Regions from separate parts of the Homo sapiens genome. Here region 2 is linked to region 1. Evidence: chromatin loops called from intact Hi-C (ENCODE). Cell type or tissue: ascending aorta. All regions are shown on one strand.

Region 1 (8,000 bases):
AAAAACACAGAGGTCCCCACCGTTGCAACCTGGCTGCCAAAGCATGCTTAGGGTTTATTTCCAGTTTTATAAAATTTATGTAAGACACCAGTTCACATCATATGCAGATCATTCTTGTACTGGACTCTTTAGGTTCATCTCCTAATCAAGCGAAACACTCAACACTTGCTGATTTTATATGCTTAAAATGTTAGTAGCAGTTAAAATCCAATTTTCACCTTGGATTCCTAGAATGTTTTATTTGGTAGGGCAAAAATAAATCATTTTTTCTCAACAGGGCCTCCAGAAAGGTACAAGGTTTTCATTACATGATTCAGGCCGCTTTATCCCATGGCTTTGTTTTTGCAGGTCCACAGCCAAGAGCAGCATAAGCCATCCAAATTGTTTAAATAAATGGTAGTGTAGGTGGTACCACAACACTGTGTGTGTCTTGAAACTGGGTCTGCACAGTATAAGAATAAGCTACAAGAGATGAAGTCACAGTTATAACAAGACTCAAAGTTCTACATATGCCCTTCAGTTATTTAACTATGAAGAGGCTTCGATGTGCAGCCAGAAACTCCATCTGAGAGATCTCTGTGGCCATACTCAGGGCTCTCACCCAAGAGACCACTGAACACCATAGGGTCTCACCTGGATGTAGGAAATGCCTACAGGAAAAGAAGGTAGAGGAAAGATCTTCTCTCTCCCACACCAAAAGGCCACACTGAAGAGAATCACATGGAATAGGATGAGATCAGCATTCAGAAAATCCTTGTCTATGACTGTTAGGTTCTGCTTTCTGGTGAGATGTAATCACACAGATATAGGCTCACGCTAACTATATTTTTACGCACAGATTGAGGTGATGTTTTACAAGTTAAAAACACAAATGGAATTCCTCCTTTGTGAATTATTCACTACATTAACATGGAAAGCCTTATCATTTCAGGATGTGTCTTACGAATAAGTAATCCTGGAGAAATGTGCTAAATTTACAACCCAATATTTAGCTAAATCAAATCCAAAACAAAAATCCTATTGGGTCAAACAAGCTACAGTGCCTCAAAAAGCTCACACAACCTTGGGCTGCAGATTAAGGGACACTACAACCCTACACAGCTGTCCCAGGATTCAGCCCATGCATGACCTAGATGAAGCAGTGCAAGCAGAGAAATGAAAGTTCTGGCAACCAGGTCCTGTAAGGATCAACTGAGGAAAGGCGGAACGGTGAGACTACGTGCAGACATGATGGCAGTGTTCAGATACCCTGAGCAAGAGGAAGCCTGTTGCACGATGAAGGTCCAGGTTGAGGATCTCTGATCTAAAACGCTTGGGACTAGAAGTATTTTAGATGTTAGTTATTTTCAGATTTTAGAATATTTGAAAATACCAGTTGAGCATCCCAAATCCAAAAGTACAAAATCTAAATTGTTCCAACGAGCATTTCCTTGGAGTGTTATGTTGGTACTCAAAACATTTTGGATTCTGGAGCATTTTGGATTTCAGATTGTTGGATTTGGGATGCTTAACTTGTATTGGCAGGACTAAAGGCTACAAATCATAGAAAGAGTGGATTCAACCTCATTAAGCAGAAGATCTTTTCAACAGTTAATGCTCCTTAACAGTGGAAGATGCTGACTTCACTAGGAGCTGACCATGGAAACCCATCTCTCAGGGATGCCCAGGATATGAAGCAGATGACCTTTACGATTTCTGCAAGGTCTAAGGTTCTGTGGTCACTACATACTGATAGGTTACATTATCCCATCTAGGAAATACAAGTTACTACACACCACAGCAAAACTCAAGTGTTTCTGCTGCTCTCACATCTATAATAGGACTGCGTCTAGGCAGACGGCCTCCTAACCACCTCCTTTTGTCTTATCTCCTCCTCCCTCATTTCCACATCTCTAGAGTTGCTCATGCTGCCTGGGCCTCTAACTACAGCACTTATACAAATAAGGCAAAAGGAAGAAAAACAAACAAAGCTACTCCCAGCCTTGATTCAGCAGTGCACTGGTCATGATTCCTGGAACACTGAGTGCATGAAAATAACTTTTCAACCCTTCCTATGTGCACATCTGTATGAACACTGTGATGCAGAAGGTAAGGCTGTTCAAGAATCATTACAATTATTCCACAAATATCCATGTTACTACATTTACAACACAAAATTATTATAAGCAATAGTGAAAAAAACCTTTAATTTTGAAGCTAGTCATCAAAAATTACAGATTGCAGGGTAATGTATGTATCTAAATCTTGGCCTGACTGGGAACACATATCTTCAGACTTTAATCTCATTTTTGAGGTAATACTGTAGCACTTCCCTGATATTCAAAGTTGGGCTGTGATCATAGACACTTTTACATCTGCCTATCAATGTGAGAGGAAAGATAGTTCAAAACTTATCTGGTAACCAAGGATTACAATTTTTGTCAATTAAAAACTCCCCACTGGAGTTGCTTCAGAGGCTGAATGATGATTTGAAGAGATTGTGATAGATGGTGGAATATGGTTTCATAAGGTTTTATAAGATTTAATTTTCACGTATTAAAATCGCTGGTACCTATAGTGCCTACAACGTACCCTCATTCCAAGAGTGTTTGCTGCACTGTGCAGAGTCCTGGGGAAGGAGGATCCAGCAGTGGTGGTAAGAAAAGAGTGCTGGACTGGAGTCATTAGACTTGGATTGAAATCCCAGAAACTTCTTACTAGCAGTGAGAAGTTCAGCAAATCATCCAACCTCTCTGAGCCAGTAATCCCAACCCCAAAGGATTGTGAGATTAAATGATGCTTGTCCAATCCCAGATACTGGGACTCCATCAACCCCTGTGTGGGGATTAGAAAAGGGCAGCTGTAGGATGTGACCTGCATCAGGACATGGAGTTGGATGAGCAGAGCATGGGCTGGACTCCAGGCCCCAATCATCCTCCTCAACTGGTGCCTGGTGTGGGTAAAACCTATAACCAGCATTAAAGTACTAGCCATTTGATAAACTCTCAGGACACATTTATTAAAAGTCTTCAGATATTTAACTATTAAAAGGGCCACTCCATAAAGATAGCCACATGTCAGGAACCTACTACTTAATCTTACTATTTAAAACACTAAAAAATGATAAACTGAAATACTCTTATTAATTGTCTTCATTACATGTATATAACTCATTTTATTATGCTATGAAGGACTATTATATAATAAAGTATAAAATATTTTAAGTTTCAGTAGAGAACATCTTTTAGAGCCAAAGGAGAGAACCCAAAACGTTAAAGTGATACAGGTTTCAAAAAATACTTGTAGAGACTGCACTGAGGGAAAACATGAAATAAAACAGAAGTCTGATTCATTGTAACTCTTGCAAGAGTAAGTAGGACTGTGTTTAGGCAAGAACTGAAACAAGGAAGTGACTCAATGGCTCTACTGGGGAGAGAGATTCCAAAGAGATGGAACAGCTCTAGCTAAGCATAACACCAACCACCAGCTGGGAGAAAAGCCAGTGGCAACGGAGGAGGGTAAAGACAGGGGAAGGCAGGTCAATACGAAGGAACAAAGAGTGGGTGTGCAGAGTCAGAGAAGATGTGGAGCTAAACCATGGAGGGTTTTCCAAATTTGAGATTAGATGTACAGTTGGATATAAAAATCAACCAGGAAACAGGGGAAAAGAAGCATCATAGTTCCTTTTCTCAAAGCAAAAAAGTTTATATTGCTTCCAATTAAATAATTAGCATCTTTGAAACAATGGTAAGTACAGAAAGACTGATGAGGATGAAGAGGAGGAAAAGGAGAAAGAGATAATGTTTTTATAAAGGTAAAGTGTTCTATATCTAGTACTTCCCCTGAAATGTAAAAAAGAATTACCAGGACAAAGTATATCATTCACAGGGAGGAAAAGGAAGAAACTATACTGGAGATAAACATAATCAGGAATAACAAGAGGACAAAAATTTGAAATTAGATGATTGGAGGCCCATTGACTGTACTTTTTCTCAAACAAACAGCAGAAAGGAGTTAAGTTCAGCACGAATAATATCTTATCTCAACAAATGCTGTCCAGCCACAGCAAAAAGACTTCTGAACACAAAGCAAACTCCCAGATATCTACTTGCCTTGCAGCATTAGCACATTATGAACAGGAAACAGACTTTTCTGCACAACCACATTCCCCTTGAACTCAGTGAAAAGCAATGTAAGGATGACCCACAACTGGGTAAATGGCAAGAGGGCAGCTTTTGAAAATAGAAAAACATTCACATCTTCACTTTACCAATTACCACCTCCATGACTATAGGCAAAACTCTCAACGTCTCTCTGCCTATTTTGTCTTCTATAAAATGGCACTAGAGACATCCGTTTTTCATGGAGCTCTTGAGTGGACTGAGACAACACATGTGAGACGGACTGTATGTGAGACAGCCATATGGCCAAGCCCCACTGGGCTTGTATTAGATCTCTTCCCCCAGGCTCCTCCTTTAAAAACCTGGGCTTATTTAACAAAAGAGCAATTAATCTAGTAGTTATTCGATATACAATATCCCAGATTCAGCCTACAGATAAGAGATGTATAAAATAAACACGTAAGTTAGATATAGAAATAAAAGAAAAAGATATTCTTAAGACCTTGCTAAAAATATTCAGGTTTTCTCAAAAGTGCTCTGGCTAGTAAAGAAATACTCAGTGAATTAATGCTGTGGAGGGCATGTCATTGTATAGATTTCATTTTAACTCTGCTTAAGAAGCACAACATGGTATCATGGAATTCCAATAATTCAACTTGTAAATATTGACGTTCAAGCGGCAGATGATTTCACTTTGGGGACATCACGATCGTACTTGTCATGGTGCTATGTTTTGGTGCCAGAGAACCAAGACCATGAAGCAACAGCAATGGAGCTCACTGTGCTCCTTCCCCTCAAGGATCCATGGCCCAATCACAAAACACCACACAGCATGCGACTCTCTAACTAAGTCAGGTCCCAGAGAATATAGCTGTCCTTTCAGGTTTAGATAGCAATGGTTTCTTGTGAATCCTCCATCCCTAGAAGAAATGGCCTAAGAGTCAGGGTGCAATAGTAGAAAGACTGGCCAGGTGCGGTGGCTCACACCTGTAATCCCAGCACTTTGGGAGGCCAAGGCAGGCGGGTCACTTGAGGTCAGGAGTTCGAAACCAGCCTGGCCAACATGGTGAAACCCAGTCTCTACTAAAAACACACACAAAAAAATAGCCAAGCTTGGTGGCGGGCGCCTGTAATCCCAGCTACTTGGGAGGCTGAGGCAGGAGAATTGCTTGAACCTGGGAGGCGGAGCTTGCAGTCAGCCGAGATCGCGCCACTGCACTCCAGCCTGGGAGACAGAGCGAGACTCCATCTCAAAAAAAAAAAAAAAAAAAATAGTAGCAAGACTGGACTAGACACTAAAATCTTCAGTTTTACTCCCCACCTCCCACACAAACTCAACTGCAAACTGATCTACCTCTCTGGATGTTAGTTGCATCAACCCATAAAATTGTAAGGACAGACTACTTGCTAATACTCATTTAAGTGCCCAAGTTCTATGATTTTATGAAAGCTCCAGGGCAGGGCTGAGGGCAGCCAAGGAGCTACGTGGCAGGGCAATCCTATGAAGGTCGGTGTTCCTCAGGTGCCCCCTGCCTGCCAGGTTGATACATTAGATTCCATGCTGCCACAGCCTGCCTGGTGGTATCCTCATACCCTGACCTAGGCCAACCTAATCAAGGATAACCATAATAATGGGCTGCCTTTTCCTCACCCTACGTCATGCCAGCCCTTTCCTGCTAACCTGTACACACAAAGGGCAGCTCTACCTTCCTGAGAAGAGTTACAGCTCTTAAATGGCTCGATTCTAGATTATATTGGGTAGCTATAATGAATGATATAATTATCAATAGGCAAGATCTCAGAAATGATTCAAGATGGTCATGGAAATGCAGATCTTGGGTGTACTGGGCTGTGACCATTATAAAGTCACATTATAATCCATCAACCTACACTGTACAGGTATGTCCCATAAATTATTCCACCCATGCAGGTGCCATCCTCACCTCCATCCACATTCAGAAGCACATTACTCTAACATTCTGGCACAAAGCCTTGGGGTATTCTAGTAAACAAAAGCTACACCATCAATACTATGAATCTGGATGAGGAATGTTAATCCTATTTTTTTTGAAATCTTGAACTTCTTTTCATAAGAATCAGAATGAAGTCCCCTATGGGAAAAGTACTGACTACATGTAACAGGTTGTTGGATCAATCCAAACTTCGTCTTTCCTCTTCTTTGCTCCTCTTAAACTGTCTTTTCACTATGATATAAACACATCTCCACTCTGGAAAAGTGACTCCTGACAATGTTCTGAGCAAAATGGTGTTCTTCTAGCCCCTGAATCAACTATGGCTCCAAATTAAACTAGAAAATCTCATGAACACTCTTTAGTGTCCCAGTACTAGATCATTAAATATGCTTATTTCTATGCATCAAAAAGTAAAAAGTTCTAAATCTCTAACCCCTATCGCTAGTGCAACTAGAGCAACATATTTGATCAACTTGTTCTAAGGGTCGTTGTTATAAAGAGCACTGTACAATGCAGAACTGGCTGGGTAACAGGCATTGTCTCATAAGAAGAGGAAAATGCATAAATACTTCCAGATTTTCTAAGAGAACTTGTAAAAAAATTTGCTTTGGCTTGAGCAGAACATTCTTTATAGGCAAGGTTTTTTTCTTTCTTTTTTTTAAGTCCACTCAGCTTTCTTTTATTAGAGTAATTAAAACAATGTTAGGCATTTGGGGAATCTGATACAACTATAATCCTCTGATATTTCAGGCTATTGATTTTACAAAGTATCTACTGTGACTAGAGCATTTAACTGCTGGAAATGTATCCACATCGATTTCTGACAGTGTATTTGTTTAAAACCTGCTGAAGCCAAACCATGGGCTTCAAGGAATTCCAGACAACTACTTTAGTTTATGAAACGGTATTTTAAAAGTTACACTAAGGCAAAAATGGTTTTTAAAGTCACATATGAAGGGAAAAAAAACCCTCTTAAGCATGAAACTTATGATTCTACTTGACATCTTTTCTAAAGAAAAGATAGAATCTGTGCTGCCTATTTTCTCCACCTCTACAATGATTTGAACATTTCAACAGTCAAGTCTTCTTCCAGGCTGTGATATGTGTGTTTTGCTCTTAAGTTGCAAAAAGAAAATTTAAGTACAGTATTATCATGATTATATTCTGACATCATAATTCCTGTTAGCCTTTCCTTGGGGCAAAACAACACAAATCATGTGATAAATCCTAGTACTAGATGGTGAGTAGATCGAATTTATTTTAAGTTTAATTACTAGGAATGTGTCTAAAAAGAAAGACTCATGTTGAGAGAGGGAATAAAGATGTGCATATAGCCATGATTACTATCACCATAGCAACCTGATCACCCCCAAAATGATGAACATAAATGCCTATCTTCTCCAATTTTTCTTTTTTTTTTTTTTTTGAAATGGAGTCTTGCTCTGTCGCCCAGGCTGGAGTGCAGTGGCACAATCTCGGCTCACTGCAAGCTCCGCCTCCCAGGTTCACGCCATTCTCCTGCCTCAGCCTCCTGAGTAGCTGGGACTACAGGTGCTGCCACCACGCCCGGCTAGTTTTTTGTATTTTTAGTAGAGATGGGGCTTCACCGTGTCGGCCAGGATGGTCTCGATCTCCTAACCTCGTGATCCGCCCGCCTCGGCCTCCCAAAGTGCTGGGATTACAGGGGTGAGCCACTGTGCCTGGCCTCCAATGCTTATTTCTACAACCATATTGAGATAAATCTTCTATATTAAGCTTCATGTCTATAAAGAGATAATCAAAGGAACCAAAAACATTTTAGGCCTCATAGCACTATGTGAAATTGTAATGCATGCCTCATTTGGTTAAGCTTTCAGTTTTTTCTGTGTCTCTTCCAAGTACACAGAACTCAAAACTAATAATTACCTGTGGTTTGGTTGCAAGTCAT
Region 2 (8,000 bases), 150 kb after region 1:
TAAGTGACTTTACTTCAATATTAAGTTTCACATATAAGCACTGTTTTGCCTTATAGTTTTATGTTGAATTCATTATCAACTCTGCAGCTAAAGCTAATTTCCAAAGCCACTCAGTCTTCAATAGTAGCTAAAGTCAATTTATCCTGTTCAGAAAAAAATAAATCTTAGCCCTCAGACAGGGTCTCGTTCTGTAGCCCAGGGTGGAGGGCAGTGGCATGATCACAGCTCACTGCAGCCTGGACCTCCTGGGCTCAAGGAATCCTCCTGCCTCAGCCTCTAGAGTAGCTGGGACTACAGGCATGCCACCATGCCTGGCTTTTTTTAAATTGTTTTATTTTTTGTAGAAATGGGTTCTGTCTAGTTTGCCCAGGCTGGTCTCGAACTCCTGGACTCAGGCAATCCTCTCATCTCAGCCTCCCAAAGTGCTCAAGGCTTAGAAGAGTCTTAAACAATTTTGTTTTCTCTGAACACATTTCTTCAGCTGCTGCAATCAAGCATGATTTAATTAACTCACCATCAATAAATGGCTTTCCTGGCTTGGATAACAAAGGAGTCACTTGCAAATTTACCTTGTTTGCAGCTGAATGTTCTTTTTTGTGTAAAGAAATTCTGCTATAATGAAACATTTGATTTTAAATTTTCTAACTTTTCACCACAGCATTTCTGTGAGTTGAAAATATTGTGATAAGTGATTAGTCTGGTAATGTCAGCATACCGTATATTCTTTTAGCACAGTTACAGTCTCATTACATAATAAACACAATGCTTTGCCATCTAATTTAATAACAAAATAATCCATACTCCACTATGCCTTTTAAAGTATGACATTCAGAGTCTACTTTTCTACTCTTCTGACATCAAGGATTTACACTGATAAAAAATAAAAAAAAGTCACTGTAAGTTAATACACATGCCACTAAAAACACTGACAATTTCTAAGTTTAAAATAATTAAATGTGGTAACTATGATTTTTGGGGTGCCAAGCAGCAGTGAAAAGTGATCACAGAGCTACATGCAGTCTCCGTCACAACTCAACTCTGCCATTACAGGAAGAAAGCAGCTATAGACAACATATAAACAAGTGAGTATGGCTGTGATTCAATACAATTGTATGATGTTAGGGCCAAAAACCATATAGAAAAAATTAACAGATAAGACTACATAAAATTTAAAATCTTCTGCATAGCAAATACATATAAACAGAATAAAAGAAAAATAGGGAAAATATTGATTATAGGTTGGTATATAGACAGATATCAGAAAGTTCATAGTATTATATAAAGAGTTCAACAAGAAAAAGATACATGATCTAATAGAAAACTGGCCGGAAAATAGGAGGAAAAAAATGCAAACAGCCATAAACTACTACTATTTAACCTCACTGTTATTTAAAACAGGTTATTTTCATCTGTCAGACCGATAAAAAGAACGACACAGAGTGAAAGTGAAAATATAAATAATCCTATATCTAGCGAAGTGAATTTTTTCAAAAACTTTCTCATAAATAAAAGACCAAGACCATATGTTCACCAGTTAATTCTAACAAATATTTAAGAAAGATAGAAAACCCATCTTATAAAAACTCTTCAAAGTATACAGGAAGAAGAAACACCTCCCAACCTGTTTTTGGAGGCCATCATAACCATGATACCAAACCCTCACAGACCAATATTCCTCATCAACATATATGGAAAAATTCTTTAAAAAGGGTCCACAAATCGAATTCATAATATAGAAAAAGGCTAATACACCCTGACAAAGTGGGATTTTTTTTTTTCCTGTAGAGAAACAGGGTGACAAGGTCTTACTCTGTCACCCAGGATGTAGAGCAGTGACATGATCATCACTGTAACCTCAAACTCCTGAGCTCAAGTAATCCTCCGACATCTGCCTCCTGAGTAGCTTGGGCTACAGGCGTGCACCACCACACCCAGCTAATATTTTTATTTTTTGTAGAGATGGAGTCTCATTGTGTTACCCAGGATGGTCTCAAACTAATGGCCTCAAGTGATCTTCCTGCCTCAGCCTTCCAAAGCTGGGATTACAGGTATAACCACCATGCCTCACCTCAAGTGGAATTTATCCTAGTAATGCAAGGTTGGTTTAACATTTAAAACTTAATTGATTTAACTAACCATACTGACAGAATAAAGGAATAAAAAATAATCGTATTTTTATTGATGATCACACTACATACAGAAAATGCATCTGGCAAATACAACAAGCCTTCATGATAAAAGGAAACACTCAGCAAATGAGTAATATAAGATAATTTCCTCATTTTAGACCCCGTTTCTACAATGATTATTTTGTTAATGTATTATACTGATTGGTAAAATAACATACTTTCACCCTAAAACCTAGAACAAAAGGCAAAGATGACCACTGTCACCACTCCTGTTCTACATTACACTAGCAGTCCTGGCTAGTAAAATATAGCAAAAGGGGAGAAGCATAAATACTGGAAAGACACAATACTAACTGTATTTGACATGACATGACTAAGAAGAAAATCCCAACAATACAAGTTGGGAAAAAATTACCCATGTGCCTTCTGTGTTTCTGCATATCTTTATCAGCTTTTCTTCTGGCCTGTCTTTTCAAGAATGTTTATATAGTACACAGTCTTGGAAAACAGATAGTATCTCCTTCTGTGGCAAAGGAAAGATTTGTTTGCTATCCAGGGAAATGAAAATAACATCTCCATCTGGCACAAAGATTAGGCAAAGTTGGCTAGCAGCCCCTTTTAAAGAATGGTATTTCCTAAGCTCAGGGTTCCTCAACTGCGACACAAACCTACTACACGAGTAACATCGACCTGGGCTACTCTGCATTACCCCATGAAGCTTAGGGAGTGTGGAGACCCAATCTGAACATGAAGCTCATGCTGCCTGCTATGCCATGAGTAATAAAGTTCTTTATCTCTTACCCAGGATTCTCCTGTCTTCTGTCAGCATCCATGAAACTGTGGGAGGCTAACTTTTTAGCCTGCAAGCAAGATAAAATCTCAAACCTTTCACAGTTCTTGACAATATGAGTTTGAGGTTACCAGACTAATGTGTGAATTTTGAAATTTTGGAGGCTGCAAGGTCACTAAATATAAATTAAATGTATTTCTATATATTAGCAGAAAACTCAATTTAAAGTTATATTACATTTATGTAAGTGTAAACAATATACAATACTTAGAGGCTGGGTGCAGTGGCTCACGCCTGTAATCCTAGCACTTTGGGAGGCCAAGGCGGGTAAATCATGAGGTCAGGAGTTTGAGACCAGCCTGGCCCAACATGGTGAAACCCCGTCTCAACTAAAATTACAAAAATTAGCCAGGCATGGTGGCGGGTGCCTGTAGTCTCAGCTACTCAGGAGGCTGAGGCAGGAGAGTCACTTGAACCTGGGAGGCAGAGGTTGCAGTGAGCCAAGGTCATGCCATTGCACTCTAGCCTGAGCGACAGAGCGAGACTCCATCTCAAAAAGAAAAAAAAAAAAGAATATACAATACTTAGAAATATATTTAACAAAACATCTTCAGAAATCTCTATACTGAAAACTATAAAACATATATAAATGTAGAGATATACCATATTCATGGATTGAAAAAATAAATATTGTTAAGGCATCAATTGTCCCAAAATTGAGCTATGGCAGCAGTTTTCAAACCCTTCATTCTCAGGACTCCTTGAAACTCTCAAAAACAACTGAGGATCCCAAAAAACTTTTAATATTTATGTAGTTTATAGCTATCAAAATTTACCAGAGAAGGAATTTAAAATTAAAAAATGTTAAAATATTAATTCATTTAAAATTAACAAGCCCATTAAATGTTAAAATAATTTTTCTTTTTCCTAAAATAAAATGTATTAAGCTTTGCATTGTTTTACACTTTTGCAAATACCATTAATGTTTACCATAAAAGAAGAGAGCCTGATTGCCTATCTGCTTCTGCATTCAATCTGCTGCAAGATCACACATTATGTATTCTCTGGAAAACTCCACTGTACTCCTGAGACAATGAGTGTGAAAGCAAATAATGTCTAAGTATTATTATGAAAATAGTTTTCACCAGGTGTTCCAGATTCAAGACAATGCAAATTGTAATCACATCAGACTTAAAAAAAAAAAGAAACTGACAAACTAATTCTATAATTCGAACAGCAATATGAAGAGCCTACAAATGTCAAAAAGTGGTTTTGAAAATGCAGAACAAAATTGAGGGCTTACACAACTTGATTTGAAGACTTACTTTTGAAGCTACAGTACTCAAGACAGTGTGGGACAGGAGTCCCCCCTTATCTGTGGTTTGCTTTCTGCTGTTTCAGTTACCCATGGTTTCAGTCTCATAACATTAAATGGACATAAACAATTCAGAAGTTTAAAATTCCAGAATTAAACAATTCATAAGTTTTAAATTCCAGAAGTAAAGAATTCATGATTTAAATTCTGAGTAGTGTGAAATCTGTCCTGCTGTGTCCCACCTGGGACATGACTCACACCTTCTTCCAGCATATCCACACTGCACATACTACCCACACATTCGTCACTTAGTAGCTATCTTGGTTATCAGATACGAAAATCATAGCATAGAGGGTTTTGTACTATCCACAGTTTCAGGCATCCATTGGGGGTCTTGGAACATATCCTCTCATGGATAAAGAGGCGATTACTGTACTAGCATAAGGATCAACAACAGATCAACAGAATAGCTGGAAACTCCCAAATAGACTCACATATATATGGTCAACTGATTTTTTGATAAAAGGTGCCAAAGCATTCCAACGGAGAAAAGAAACTCTTTTCAACAAATGATCCTGAACAACTAGATATCAGTATAAAGAAAAAAAATGAAGCATCCTGGATTCTCACCTTACACTACACTCAAGTGAACTCAAAGTTAATCCTAGACCTAAACACAGAAGCTAAAACAACAAAGCTCTAGAAGAAATCATAGGAAAATATCTTTATAATTTGAGAGTAGGCAAAGATTTATTGAGCGACACACAGAAATCAATAATCATACAAAATCAGACCTCAACAAAATTAAAAACTGCTCACCAAAAGACACTGTTAAGAAAACTAACACAGTAAGAGGAAAAAAATGCTGTGTGTGTGTGTGTGTATGAGACAGAGAGATAAAAGATTGATATCCAGGATATATACTAATAAAAAATTCCAACTCATTAAGAAAAAAAAGCTGATTAATAAATGAGCAATATATTCAATAGACATTTCACAAAGGGGAATATACAGATGGTTAATATGTACATTAAAAGCTATTCGATATCATTAGTCATCAGGGAAATGCAAATTAAAAACATAATGAGATACCACTATACACTCAGAAGAATGATTAACATGAAGAAGACTGACAATTCTATACTGTAAGCCCAGATGTGGTGCAACCAGAACTTTCATCCACTCCTAATAGAAAGATAAAATGATAAACCGCTTTGGAAAAAACATCTGAGAGTTTCTTATAAAGCTAACCACATACCTACCTTATACACAGAAATTCTACTCCTAGGTACTTACCCAACAGAATTGAAAGCATATGTCCACAGGAAAACTCACAAGAATGATCATGGCAGCTTTATTTATAATAGCCCCAAACTAGAAACAACCCAGGTGTTCATCAACAGATGACTGGACAAACAAATTGCCATATATTTATACAATGGAATACTACCTAACAATAAAAAGGAATGAACTGCTTATTCACGCGACAGTATTAACACATTCCACAAATAGTATGGTAAGTAAAAAGCCTTCTACAAAAGGGTACACATTGTATAATCTCACATGAAGTTTCTAGAATAGTGAAAAGTATGGTGAAAAAAATCAGAAGAGTGGTTGTCTCTGGGGTAGGACTGAGAAAACTGATGAGATAACTTAGATACTGGCCAAGTCCTCTACCTTGATAGAGTTTTGGATTACATAAGTACACATTTCTCAAAATTCAAAGGGTGCATGTAAGATTTGTACATTTCAGTACACTGTAAATTTTACCTTAAAAATAACACTATAAGCAAATACTGACCTCTAGTTAATGACATGCATGACAAAGTGTTTATAGGTAAACATATACTCATGATGTGTGCATCTTAGTCTGAAAGGCATTAAGAAAATAGGGTGTATTAATGGATGGACCAGTATCATCCATCCATCTTGTAATATGTAAGATTTTTAAAACCCACCATATTTGGTTAGAAAAAAGAAGTCTTTCCTAAATATAGACTGAATTATCTTCCATAAATACTTCAATTGCCTTATCCATAATCATCCCTCAAAGTTAAAGGAATGTGTCCTACCAACTCCAGTTTCTACAATTCAGTACCAGGCAAAACATCCTTGTTATTGGTCTATGATCTGATATAAGCAAATACATGGTTACAATTAGTTTTCAGTTTTGATTCATATAATTGTTTGCAAGAGCTATTTCAGAAAAAAAAAGTAATATAATTTTTAATTTTTGAAAAGGCTGCCAAACAAGAAAATTTCAATCACTATAACATGAGTTTTTTAAAAACATAAACCTTGTACTATTTTTTGTTTGAAAACCAGTGGCCCTTCTGATCCCCTCATTTTTCTTTGAATAAGAAAATAATTCATGCTCTGGTCACTTTGCTATTAAAGACCACAGTTAGCCATGACAAATGCATTTCTTTACACACACACACACACACACACACACACAGATCTGAATTTAAAATTCAGTACAACGAACGGTATTAAAAGTTCCCTCCCTGCCTCCCTCCATATCTCACCTACCCACATATATCATACACACACATCCCCCCCAAACACACACACACATACATACACACACACCCCCCAAGATGATTTCAGCACAGCCCAAATTAAGATACAAACCTAAATGGCAAAATAATACTTTGGGCTTAAATTGTCCTCCATAATAATCAAAAGCCACATGTTACTAAAATCAAAAGAAACTTACCTTGAATGCAAATACCCCTAGAGATACGTCAATTATCTGTGTGTATTCTAGGACTCCAGTGAGTTTTTTAAAAATAGGGGGAAATTAAAAGGAAAAGGATCCATAACACAACTGTCATTTAGCCTCTCCACATTTATTTCCTCTCAACCCACTTCTAACACAATTTTGGAATCCTAAACTCTCATCCCAGCCTGCAACAGAGTAAGCTAACTTAAATAATCCCTGGTTTTAGCACTTGAACAGTAGAAGGGTAAAATATGTGGGAGTGAAATGGAGTCTACAGTTTAAAAATAGGTCCATGTGCACAGTCCAAGGTCAGCCTCCAAGAGACAAGCTATGAAAAAAATCTTTGACATTGCCCGAACCAACAACATGTAGAAGAACTTGGATTTCTTATTCCAAACTTCTCTTAGCTATTTTCTTTAAGAACTGAGTAAAAGGCCAGTCTTCTTGCCAGAGGTCTAGAAATAGCTTGTCTTCCTATTTGCCATAGATGTATCTAAAGTCTAGAAGGCATTTCTCTGTTGTTTTAGGGATGTGTCTGGTTTTTTTCTCAGACATTCATGCCATTTCTCTTTGTCAGCTGAAAAGCTTTTATGCTCAAAATTTCACTTCAGAGTTAGTTTGAAAAGTCTACTATAACTATTTCATGGAAAAAAGTCTCCCTCTTGCAAAGTCATCTTATGGTTCCCTTAAATGACATGTATTTGGTATTTGAACATGTATGTATCTGTAACTGAATCTGACCCCCTGTATTTCCACCTCTTCAGGCCCAGACTTCTTAAACACAAGCCTCTCAAATCCAAAGGCTAACACTGAGAGCGTCTGGCTCCATTGTTTTAATCCTATAGAGGTTCTCTGTTTTTTATCCAAATTTTTCAGCTCAGCCCTTCCACTGGGCACCACGGACATGGCAAGCCTAAACCAAAAAAGGAGTCTCTTTTAAGGTGTTTGAAATTAGATCCCTAGGCTTGCTTGAAGTTTCCATGTTCGTTCTTTTGATTTATGGGTCTCATTACTGGGGAAGGCTGAAATATCTCTTCTTTT

What was found. Peaks named below come from ENCODE experiments on the same cell type or tissue, not always from the same donor. Only the 100,000 strongest peaks of a DNase experiment are listed, where the experiment ranks them.
Region 2: it touches region 1 in a loop (2.6-fold over the local background); 8 of 110 quality-filtered maps call a loop at or near these places.

Annotation. Positions count from the first base shown.
Region 1 is chr2:33,206,238-33,214,237 of GRCh38, reverse strand. The region is part of intron 7 of LTBP1 (latent transforming growth factor beta binding protein 1); the gene reads right to left. Among named protein-coding and RNA genes, the nearest start is that of MIR4430, 210 kb to the left of the region's middle. In ascending aorta, no CTCF peak of the experiment used is centred here; DNase peaks (open chromatin) are centred at 357, 1,907 and 3,467; H3K27ac peaks cover 8,000 bases.
Region 2 is chr2:33,059,344-33,067,343 of GRCh38, reverse strand. The region is part of intron 3 of LTBP1 (latent transforming growth factor beta binding protein 1); the gene reads right to left. Among named protein-coding and RNA genes, the nearest start is that of LTBP1, 120 kb to the right of the region's middle. RefSeq lists a silencer at 2,588-2,882. In ascending aorta, no CTCF peak of the experiment used is centred here; no DNase peak of the experiment used is centred here; H3K4me3 peaks cover 4,101 bases; H3K27ac peaks cover 7,513 bases.